Regions from separate parts of the Mus musculus genome. Here region 1 is linked to region 2. A link is a loop called in an ENCODE intact Hi-C map of the cell type or tissue named here. Cell type or tissue: left cerebral cortex. All regions are shown on one strand. Links, peaks and the distances in the headings refer to the core of each region. The heading gives the core; the rest is flanking DNA. Region 1 has its middle 170 kb from the start of Gm32067. Region 2 overlaps Gm32067 (a long non-coding RNA gene).

What was found. Hi-C counts contacts between places; a loop is a spot of excess contacts. Peaks named below come from ENCODE experiments on the same cell type or tissue, not always from the same donor. Only the 100,000 strongest peaks of a DNase experiment are listed, where the experiment ranks them.
Region 1: it touches region 2 in a loop (11-fold over the local background); 2 of 42 quality-filtered maps call a loop at or near these places.

Annotation. Positions count from the first base shown.
Region 1 is chr13:78,653,529-78,658,914 of GRCm38, forward strand. No RefSeq gene overlaps it. Among named protein-coding and RNA genes, the nearest start is that of Gm32067, 170 kb to the left of the region's middle. In left cerebral cortex, for the core only: no CTCF peak of the experiment used is centred there; DNase peaks (open chromatin) are centred at 686, 2,391, 2,868, 3,446 and 2 more places; H3K27ac peaks cover 4,038 bases.
Region 2 is chr13:78,517,314-78,522,699 of GRCm38, forward strand. All of the region lies in intron 1 of Gm32067 (a long non-coding RNA gene), which reads left to right. Among named protein-coding and RNA genes, the nearest start is that of Gm32067, 37 kb to the left of the region's middle. In left cerebral cortex, for the core only: no CTCF peak of the experiment used is centred there; DNase peaks (open chromatin) are centred at 3,082 and 3,677; H3K27ac peaks cover 1,414 bases.

The DNA.
Region 1 (5,386 bases), core at 296-5,295, 140 kb after region 2:
ATTATCAGGGTGGGAAGCATGGCAGCATCCAGGCAGACATGGTGCTGGGGAAGGAGACGAGAGTTCTACATCTAGACCTACAGGCAGCCGGAAGAAGGAGAGACTCTGGACCTGACTTGAGCATCGGAAACCTCAAAGCCACATCTACTTCAACAAGGCTACAGCTTCTCACAGTGCCACACCCTATGAGCCTAGGGACCCAGTTTTCATTCAAACCACCACATTTGCCAAGTCCATAGTTTATCACTTTTGATGAAAGAAGGAATGTTTTTTAGGAAAGAGGTCTAGATGTCTAATTCTGTAGCTCTGCTGATTAGACAGGGTCTAACAGTTACAGTTATTTTCAATTTTTAAGGTGAAGTATACTCATATCTGTTCACTGACCTTTTAGAAGTTTTGATAAGGAAAATGTTAGTGTAAAATTTAGTTGACCTCCTGGATATGTAGTAGAAATGGAAGTGATTAATTTACTAAATCTTTTCCCATCACTTCAAGAGATCAAGAGACAAAAAGAAGATGCAGTTATTCACTAGCATTACTGCTAAATGGCAATTCCAGCATGCATCTACTCATGGTTCAATGTATTCAGAATCTTTCAAGAGACCACAGAGAAGAAATTATTCACATCTTGTCAGGCAGTCCACATCTGCTGTGGGCTATGCCACCAGAGCATCATAGGTCTAAAAGTAGATTTAACATTCCCTAAGTTTAAACTCCTTTCCTGTGCCTCCTACTCTTAGTGACAAGCATTGCATCCATTCATCTCTCCAAGCTCACATCAAGGGTAGTTTTAACCTGCCCTGTTTATAAAGACACCAAACTCCTTGGGGTTGTCTCCTACATATTTTATGTCTATTCATTTCCTCCTCATCTGTATTATTACCTACCCCACTTCAGGGTCACACTATCCTATTCTTGCATTCTGCCATAGCTTCTTTAATCATCTACTCATCCTCTCCTCATTGATCCCCTTTCCTTTAGTTATGTCTCTATTCCAGGTCAAGGTTATTTTACTGAAATGCAAATCTCACTGCCTCATGACCTTGCCTTGAAAATACTGGCATAAGTATTTCCATAAGTCCTTTGGAGGGCTTAAATACAGTTTATGTGGTTTGTCCACTCTGAAACTACCACTGAAGTTTGATTCTTGCTATGAGATATTAAGAGAAGGGACCAGGAAATGTTAAGAGGTGATTAGCGCTCCTCCCAAAAGAATGGGTTAGTATACACATATGATTAACAGATTAAGGTGCTATTTTGGTAGTGGACCTTCTATAAAAGTAAAAAAGTCAAACATTAGTTTGCTTAGGCCTGAACTACCCTGGCATTTTGTCAGCAAGATGGCTATCACCAGATGTGGCCTCTTGACCTCACATCAGAACCATGAGCCAAAATAAACCTCTTTTCTTTATCATTTGCCCGGTGTCTGGAACTGTGCTAGCAGTGACAGAAAATGGATTAAAGCATTCCTATATGGTCAAATTTCTGCTAATGCCTATAGCTTTCCTCTCTCTCTCCCTGTTATATGTGAAAAGCTTATAAATTTGAGCAATTACTTCCAGTTTCAAGAATGTTCCTTGAGTGTACATTCATAACATCTTGTGGGCCTTCCTGGGTTACTTTATGTGAACTTGATAAACTTGATAGTTCTCAGTCAGTCTTTGGATTTCAGGATAGATGTTGGTTCTACTGACATTTTTTTCTCTGTTTGACCAAGTTCTGAGAGTGTTGTGTACTTCTGCCCTGTTGATGCTCAGTACATTGTTTGGTACTGCCCTCCACTCCCTCCCTATTTCCTTTATTAGTACTCTACAAAAACAGGGGTTATGTCTAGCTGGCTTAGTATTTGCCACTGTCCATAGGACATAGAAAACTCTCAAATGACATTGTTTATTTTCCCTGGAAAATAGTGATACAGTTAAATAATTATACTGGATATCAGCAATTCCACACCCCTATCCTATTCTCAATTGTGTGATATGGTTGTCTCTATTCTCTCTATAAAATGGAATACTAATATCTACCCTAAACTAAATCAATATTTGCTTAAAGATAAGAAGCATCATTCACACCCTATAAAATGCAGATTTCTCTGAAAATAAAAAGTATTAACACAGTGGCTATGCTGTTACAGTGTCATGTATGTTGAGTAATTTAGCACTATTTGAACTCTGCCACTAAAATTCTTATCAGATGATAAGCATATGGCTGTTTAAATGTGTGCAAAATTTTAGTAATGTAAAACACAAAAGAGTGGTTGGTTTAGGATGGTTTCAGGTGGATAGCTTGACTCAGCTTCCTGTGTTTTCTCATCTTCCTGTAAGCTAACTTGGGCTTGCTCACAGAGTGAGGGGAGGGGGAAGCAGGATTCTGAGAAACAGAAAGAATGACATCTTTCTTAAAGTCAAAGACTAGAACTGCCATGGTGAAGTTTCACTGCATTTTAGAAGATAAAGCAAGTCTAGTGTTCGCCTGTTTTAAATAAGTTTAAATAACTACCCGTGGTGGGGAAAGCTCTAAAGACATTAAGAGGTGTGGGTACTTGGAGGGTGATCATTGTGTCCATCCAACAGTTTTCCACACTCCATCAGCACTTTCTTTTAAGTATTTACTGTCACAAATCTAAGCATATTGCTTCTGAATCTAAGATCACTTACCAACTCCTCATTGTATGTAAAATAAAGCCTGTCTTCACAGCAAAGACCTCTGTGAAGTTCCCACACCGGCCTCATCTGCCAGGTCCTTTATGTGCTAGGAGTAGAGCATTCTCACACTTCCCAGGCTCCTGTTGTGTTAATTCTGTCCCCTGTACTTAATGTGTTCACTCTGTCTGGAGAACTGCTCCTTCTTGCCCCAACAATCTTACACATTCTAATAATAACAACAATCCTACTTACTATGTGCCAGGAACTAGCTGCTCTAAGCACTTTATATGGATATAGGTTTTCCTTATGAAGAAGGTACTATTTTCTTCTTGTCACAAATAAGGAAACTGGGGCACTGAGAAGTTGAGCAATTTGCTTAAAGTAACTCAGCTAGAAGTCTGGTTTCAGGCTGGAGATCTGGAGTTTGTGCCTTTATCCTCTAGAAACTCCCACCTTTGCGACCTAACTTAGTTTGCTCTATTCTCTTACACACCTTGACATTTAACATATTCAGTGATTAGTTTTAGTGTTGGATGTTTTGAGCTATCACTTTCTTATGAGCACAGACTATGTATCACCTTTGAAATTATCAAATGGAGCACACTATCATGTCTGGGTTGCCTTCTTCAAACTTATCAAGATGTGCCTTTTGCGACATTAAAAATTTCTGCTCCTTTTCAGAAGAAAAAAAAAATCAGAGCAAAAAACCCAGAGTCTATGAGTCCTGACAGCATCTCCAAGAGAGAAGCAGTGAGTGGGAGCTAGACTCCCTTTGCAAACAGGAACTTCAGGCATGTGGAGATGAAGTCACCAACGACACTGCCAGTATTCTTTTTTTGGTTTTCCAATTCCTAGTTTGTGTTCTGTCTACCAAAAAGTGGTGTTTGCCTATGAAGTGCCTCTGATGGTTGCTTAATTTCTCCTAGAACAAAGCTAACAAACATAACAATTAAATTAAATCACCCAAGAGGGACACAGCTTTCCATTCTAAAGTTCTGAGGGAACAAACTTTTGGGGAAACTTTTCCCCTGGGGTGCAGTGCTTTCTTCCCTTTCAGTAGAATATATTGTGTCTGATGGAGCAAAAAATTGTTTTTAAGAAACCCTGCACCAATCTGTCTGCCCCAGCTCAGACACACGCTCACACTGAAAATTAAATTCACAGAAATGAGAGAAAAATCAAAGGAAACAAAGGAACATGTCTTCTGCTTCCCAGACATGGCCTGGTGGGTGACAGGATGATGAGGAGAAATGATAGGGATGAATTAATTTGCTGTGCCTTCTTGCTTACATCACCAAAGCACCGAGAAAGGGAGCATTCTACACCTTTTACCTGCAGGGTTTTAATCCACAAGAAGCTGTAGCAGAACCCATACAGTTAAGTAGGCTTCCCTTTCCCCCTTTGTTCCAGCTTGAGTTTCATGACTACCGTTTCCTTCATTAGCAGCACTAACTTCTTAGATGTAAAGTTTGTTTGAAATGGTAACTACCAGGAGATCATGGAGAGAGAAGGAGAAATTAAAGGAGGCTTACGGAATAGGACCATTCAAACACACTCATAGGAGAGAGATTTGATTCTGCAGCAAGAATAATCTCTGTAGCCCTTTAAAATGTTGCTTCTTCTTAAGTGCGTTTGTTTATTTGTTTGTTTTTTGGGTATGTGTGTATATTTGGTGTAAATTTTATCCCTTCTTAAATAGTGATCTTTAAATTCTAAACTATTTTGACTGTCTTTTAATCAGAAATACAAATTGAATATGAACATTTGAGATGAAAATTTATTTTGCATTGTTTTGCTTTATAATGACTTCCTAATTTACAGCCTTCCTTGGGTTATAGCTCTCTAAACATCATTAGCAAATATAACTGGGTACTTGACAGAGATGTTGGCATGTCCCGCAACCACACACGTAAGGTTAAATGTGGATAATGTATATGATCTTGCAGATGCTGACCTTTCCTAGTAATCTATTTTTCTTGAAATGATTGCATTTATCCTGTCTCTGTGACTCAAGCATTTCCATGTGTGCGTGTGTGCGTGTGTGAGTGTGTGTGTGTGTGTGTGTGTGTGTGTGAGTGTGTGTGTGTGTGTGAAGTGTATTTATGAACACCAAGATTTTACTGATTTGTCATTTCGCACTGAGGAGTGGAGAGTTTGAGGAGCTAGTTGCTCAGCCTCTTTGGTCACCAAGAATGCCTGTGAAACTGCAGATGAACTGGCAATTAAAGCCGAAGCTCTTCTCCACCGTCTCAGAGTCTTCCGCCCGATCCCTTCTCACCTCTATTCTCAGAATGGCTGGTTTGTTATGAAACTAATTCTTTTCTAGGCCAAGTTTCCTTTGAACAGGGTGCAAAGGCATATGATCCTGTGGATTAGAAGTGGGTTGTCATCAAAATGATACAGCTCTGTTCTTCTCTGTTCCTTTCTTGGAATGGCTGAGAACAGACTTGCGAAGAGAAAAACTTGTTGGCGTTTGGGAGCTGCCAGGTTTTAGAGAGCCCAATTATGTCTTTTTTGAACTAGCATTTCTTTAATAGAGTTTAATTTTAAAATGTTATTTTTTTCCAGTTTTTGACATTTCTTTCAGTTTTTAATTTGAAGAAATAAAGATATGTTTACTCATTGGTAAAATAAAAAAGGACTTAGTGAGTAAGCAGGGCCAGCAGTCCATCTGTGTTCAAAGCTATTAGCCACCAAAGGGCTCGTGTGTTCTGAGAGGTGCCCTTCATACTACATCTCTT
Region 2 (5,386 bases), core at 160-5,159:
TGAGGAAAATATCTAATAAAAAGTATTTAAAAATAAAGAAGATTAATGCTGGGCTGGAGAGATGGCTCAGCGGTTAAGAGCACTGACTGCTGTTCCAGAGGTCCTGAGTTCAATTCCTAGCAACAACATGGTGGCTCACAACCACCTGTAATGGGATCTGATGCCCTCTTCTGGTGTGTCTGAAGACAGCAACAGTACTCATATAAATAAAAATAAATACAATTTTAATAATAAAAAAGAAAAAAATTGTATATATTGAGTTTCAGTTATTTTTTTAATTTTGTCAGTATTTTCAAAAGAAAATTTTGCTGAACAATCTTTGAGCTTCCTGGCTCTGTGGTTTGGTTCCTGACACTTTTGAGAAGGTTTGTCCTACTAATACTGTAGATAATTATTTCTTCTGGTATTGTCATTATCCATTTTTAAAAACATTTTGAAATTGTCCTACAGTTTTTGCCTGCTTACTGATGCTGTCTCCATCAACATACTTTTATAGATCTTATGATTATCTCCTTATCTATGCCCAATGTATTGATGAGTTGAAGGCACCTTCATTTCGATTACTTTATATAATGTTTAGCCATTGCTTTTTGACTCTTCTTTGCAATCAACATTTTTATTGCTTGTGCTATCCACCTAAATGTTCATAATGTCTACTTTTCTATTAGAAATCACTCTTGATACGTTACCAATAGTCACTTTTAATTTCTTGTCTGTCAGTTGTGACGTCTGTGCTACACTGGGCTTCACTATGGTTATTGATCTATTTTCTCTTTTTGTGTGTGTGTGTGTTTCTTTGCTCTTCTGGCATGTCTGTAATTTTATTCTGTTGTATATTAGACATACTATATCAGATAATAGAAACTAATATAATATATGTTTAGTGTAAGGGTTTGTGCTCTTCTTGCTTGGTTATGTCCATGCTTCATATTTTTGTAGTTATGAGTACAAAGGCTTCAGACTCCTCTAGCACCTTTTTGTTTCTCTTCCTTTGCCTGTATAATATTGTTCACCAGACAACCTGTGTATCAAAGCTAACCTTTTTGGTATTTTGGGCTGTTATTATACTGAAAGTTTGATGGAACATTCTGTAGTATTTTGTAAAAAATCCCATCTTTTAGTGGGTTAATTCACAAGGTTTGTAGATTGTACACATAGTATTGTTCTCCAATGAAATGGTCTGCTTTTTTTTTTTCTTTTTCCTTTTGGTTGCCACTTTTCACATATATTTCTTTGAAGACATCTCTGTTCTCCTGCCACCTCTTTGGATAAAACAGAGGCTGGGAGAACTGAAATGGAGGAATTCCTCTCGAAAGCTGTGGTAAAGTTGATTATTTTGACAAGGCAACCCAAGAGAGTAGGGACTTTTAAAATAGGTGTTTAGACATGTTTTTGAAGGCTTTGCTCTTCCACTCTCCTTGCCAGAGGCACAAAGGGAACTTTTTCTGATCTCTAATGTTATAACCTCCTGTGGTTCAGGGCTCCTGGAGAGGAAGCCAAAAAAAAAAAAAAAAAAAAACAATAAAAAATATATAAAGTAAAATTAATCAATCAGTCAATCAATTTGGGCCTCTGGGGTTTCCTCATATTCATATTTATCTATACCCATTCTTTCACAAAGAATGTAAAAAACAAACGAACAAACAAACAAACAAACAAAACCAAAAAAAAAAAAACCCACACCATTTAGTTTTACATGTAGGTCATGATTCCTTTGACTTCTGCTTTGGCTTATCCACCATTGGTTGCTGTTTCTGTCACTTGTTTGAACTTTGTAGCTTGTCTCTCACCTTATTATCTACAGATCCAAGAAAGTGTTTGAGTTGTTCATTTGGATTTGTTTTGGTCTGTGTATGTGTTCTCTTGTGTGCTCATGAGTGTTTTGGGTTATGCATGTAAGACAGTTTACATCAGTTGTTTTCCTCAACTCTTGGCTACATTATTATTTAAGACAGTCTCTTACTGAACCTGGACTTCCCCAGTTGGTCTAGCCCAAGGATCTTCTTGTCTCTGCTGCCTCAATGCTGGGATTGCAAGTACCATGTACTACCTCACCTGGCTTTTATGTGAGTGCTAATGTGTGCAAGGCAAATAGTTTATCGCCTGAGCCATCTTCACAGTACCTGTCCCACATTAATTAATTAATTTTTGTGTGAGTAAAGATTTCCAAGGTATTTTCATGTTGAATTGGAAAGTGCATTCTTGATAGAAGTTGAATTGCTGTTTACTTTATATACAGTACTGGAGTGTTTGGAATTTGTGTGCATGGATTAGATTGATCTGTAATTCTCTTTTTTTTCCCACACTGTCCTTGTCTAGTTTGGTTTCAAAGTTTAATATAACCACACAAAATTAGTAGCTCTACTTTCCCTGCTTTGCACGCACTCTGGAGCACAGCTATAAGATTGAAACTACTTATTCCCAGAACATTCTGTAGAAATTACTTGTAAATTTGTCTCAATCTACTGTTTCCTATGAAGGAAGACGCTCCTCTCTACTTCAATGCACACTGATGGTTCAGAGGCATGGACACTATGAACATCATTCTAAACATCTTTTGAGAATTTCTTCTTTTCTACACAGTTTTACGCTTAGTCAATGTTTTATAAGTAATCAGAATAAAGTTATTCTTAATATTTTCCTATTGGTCTTGTGGTTTTTTTTTGTTTGTTTGTTTGTTTTTCCTTCTGGTGTCTCGTTCCTATAGAGAAGATCAGAGCCAGGTAGCAGATACCCTTCTCAGGAGACTTCTCTGGCAGTCCAGAGGCAGGTCAAGACTGATTTTAAAAACATACACTCCCTGAAACCCTCCAATCAGTTTTAACTGTCAGTGATTTTTAAGAGTGACATCAGAGTCAAATATTGCCTATCAATCTGTGTCATATGTTGGCCCTCAGTCTATAGACCCTCTGTGTATAGGTCTATAGATTTAAAAAAGGCTTTAATAATTGGTTGTTTTTGATATCTCGACATTTTACAAAGACCTCTACAACCAGTCTGGCTGGATTCTGTGTGCAGCAATCCAAGTCAGAGGCTACATTTAGACACAGCCTGTGAATCCAAAGTAACATGAGCAAAGTTCTAGTCACGCCATAGTTTATAACTGCCAAAATGTGGACACGGAGGCAGTTATTTTAAAACTTGATAAGCAACACAGCATTTTGCAGAACTGTGGAATAAAAAGAATACTTCTAGTTGCCCAATTAGAAAAGCATTGCACAATTATTGACATCTTGCTATCAAATGCTCTTTACCTGGCTGTGGGATGGATACTTCAGGCTAGAGTTGTTTTTAAAAACATAATTTGTATTTTAGATAAGATTCTTAAAGCCTGGTTTGTATTCTAGAGAATTCTTTATATTTGATAGTTTATGTTGGAGAGATTTAGTAACCTTCTTGTTAAAAATGAGAATATATTTAACTTTTATCCATTTTAAGTCTAATTTATACTCATATATAGACCTATCTATCTATCAATCATATATTTAGATTCCTAGATGCCTTAGTATAATATTCCTGTATTACATTTTTTCTGGGTTTTTTTTTGAGGAGGGTATAATTTATTCACAAGTTAAATTGGGAAGCTGGAAACTTCTTCAGTGTTCATGTAATGTTTAATTTAAATTATTTCCAACCATAGCCCAAGTCTTATGCTGCTATGGACAATCTGTGTTTCTTGGTATATGTCCCAACATTTTATTTAACAAAATAGAAATAGAAGAACAAATATAAAAGCGCCAAATGTGAAGTAGAGCTAGAAGACTTTGACAGACATAACAGCATAGCTGCTTCATCTTTACAGCATTTGATTCAGGGACACTGCAACTCAAAAAAATTTCATTTTTGAACATTTAATTCCATAATTCCATAATTTAAAGAACAACTCAATACAATACATAATGGAGAAACGTCCAGTTCAATCTTCATTCCCATAAATTTGTTGGTATGAAAGAACATCAATTATAAAAAGTTCAATCCTGATTTGGTTCTGATTATTTCAGAAGAATTGCCTTTTGAGCCTTTCCTACCAACTTCCTCATGTAGTCAGACAGGAATATTAACTCAGTTTGAAAGAATAATTATTAATGATTATGTGTGTATAACTTAATGTCATTGATGTTGAACTGTCAAGATTTTCAAAACTTATATTTGCAAATGAAGTGAAGCCTGCAAAATGGTCACACTGATGTTCACTTGGTGAAGGAGATACACAAGTGAGGGAAAGGATGAGCACATGATCAGTGAGAGCAACTTGACCATGGCATGGAATTATTTATCCTTTCCTCTCTTGTTTGTATTTTCTGTCTCAAAAGCTCAAACAATTATAAGGAACAGATGTGTGTCTTTTAGGTAAAGTAGGATAAATAAGTATATTTTTATAGGTTCATATAAATGTATTGTAATTGGCGCTTCTCAGAGGTTTGGTTAAAATAAAGTGTTTCCCATTTTATCACAAATATGTCTTGAAAGGATAAGAAATCGCCTGACTCAATGTATTAGCATCGTTGAGCATATAAACCCGGGTGACTTAAAATATAGGGGTGCAGTTTTTCACTATGCCTACCAAAGCACAGCATGGTTAAGTACTAATGTAGATTATTAACTATATTCTGTCTCTAGGGACCATCTGTTACTTAAGTAGGAGCAAAGGAAGCTCTGTAGTATGCTCAACTGATACTGAACAAATAACCTATGATGAAGAGCACGCATTTAAGGACTGAGTATGTGGTTCTACTAGATGAATCTTGAAAGCCAAGTGTGCTCCAGATTATAGAATGCTATAGATTAATTCCAAAGTCTTTACATAGATTACTTAGAAAAGAAAAGATAACTGTGATGGTTTACTATAGACCACAGTCTGAGATGTAAGAGTGAGGAAAAGTGGAAAGTAGACAAAGAATAAATCTAAAATAGTGCATTCTGGAACTGCAACACTAAAAGCAGATTTGCCTGTTACACTGAATGGCTCCAGAGAGACATTGTGAAACACTGCAGAGGTGTGCGGGTGCTTGATACTTGCCTCTTTTTCACTTTATTAGCCTTACTCAAGGGATTATATCCCCGGCTTGTGTTATCTGAACTATGTGGATAGTCTTCATGAAAGCTATAGTTTCTTTTTGCCTGTTGTTGCTGTTGTTGTGGTGGTGGTGGTGTGTGTGTTCCTATATTAGTACACTCATGAAAAGAGTATGTATGGAATGCATGTGTTTGTACAATGATGAATTTTAGGATATGATTGGACATGATTCGCAATAAAGCCTGATCTGTGGTTATGAGAACACAAAAGCTGTAGACAGTGTAGATGCTATAAAAGAGACTGTTATAGAGTCTAAAAGGGAAATCCAAGTCACTTCAACTCTGAGAATCCTTTATATGTCTCAATGAG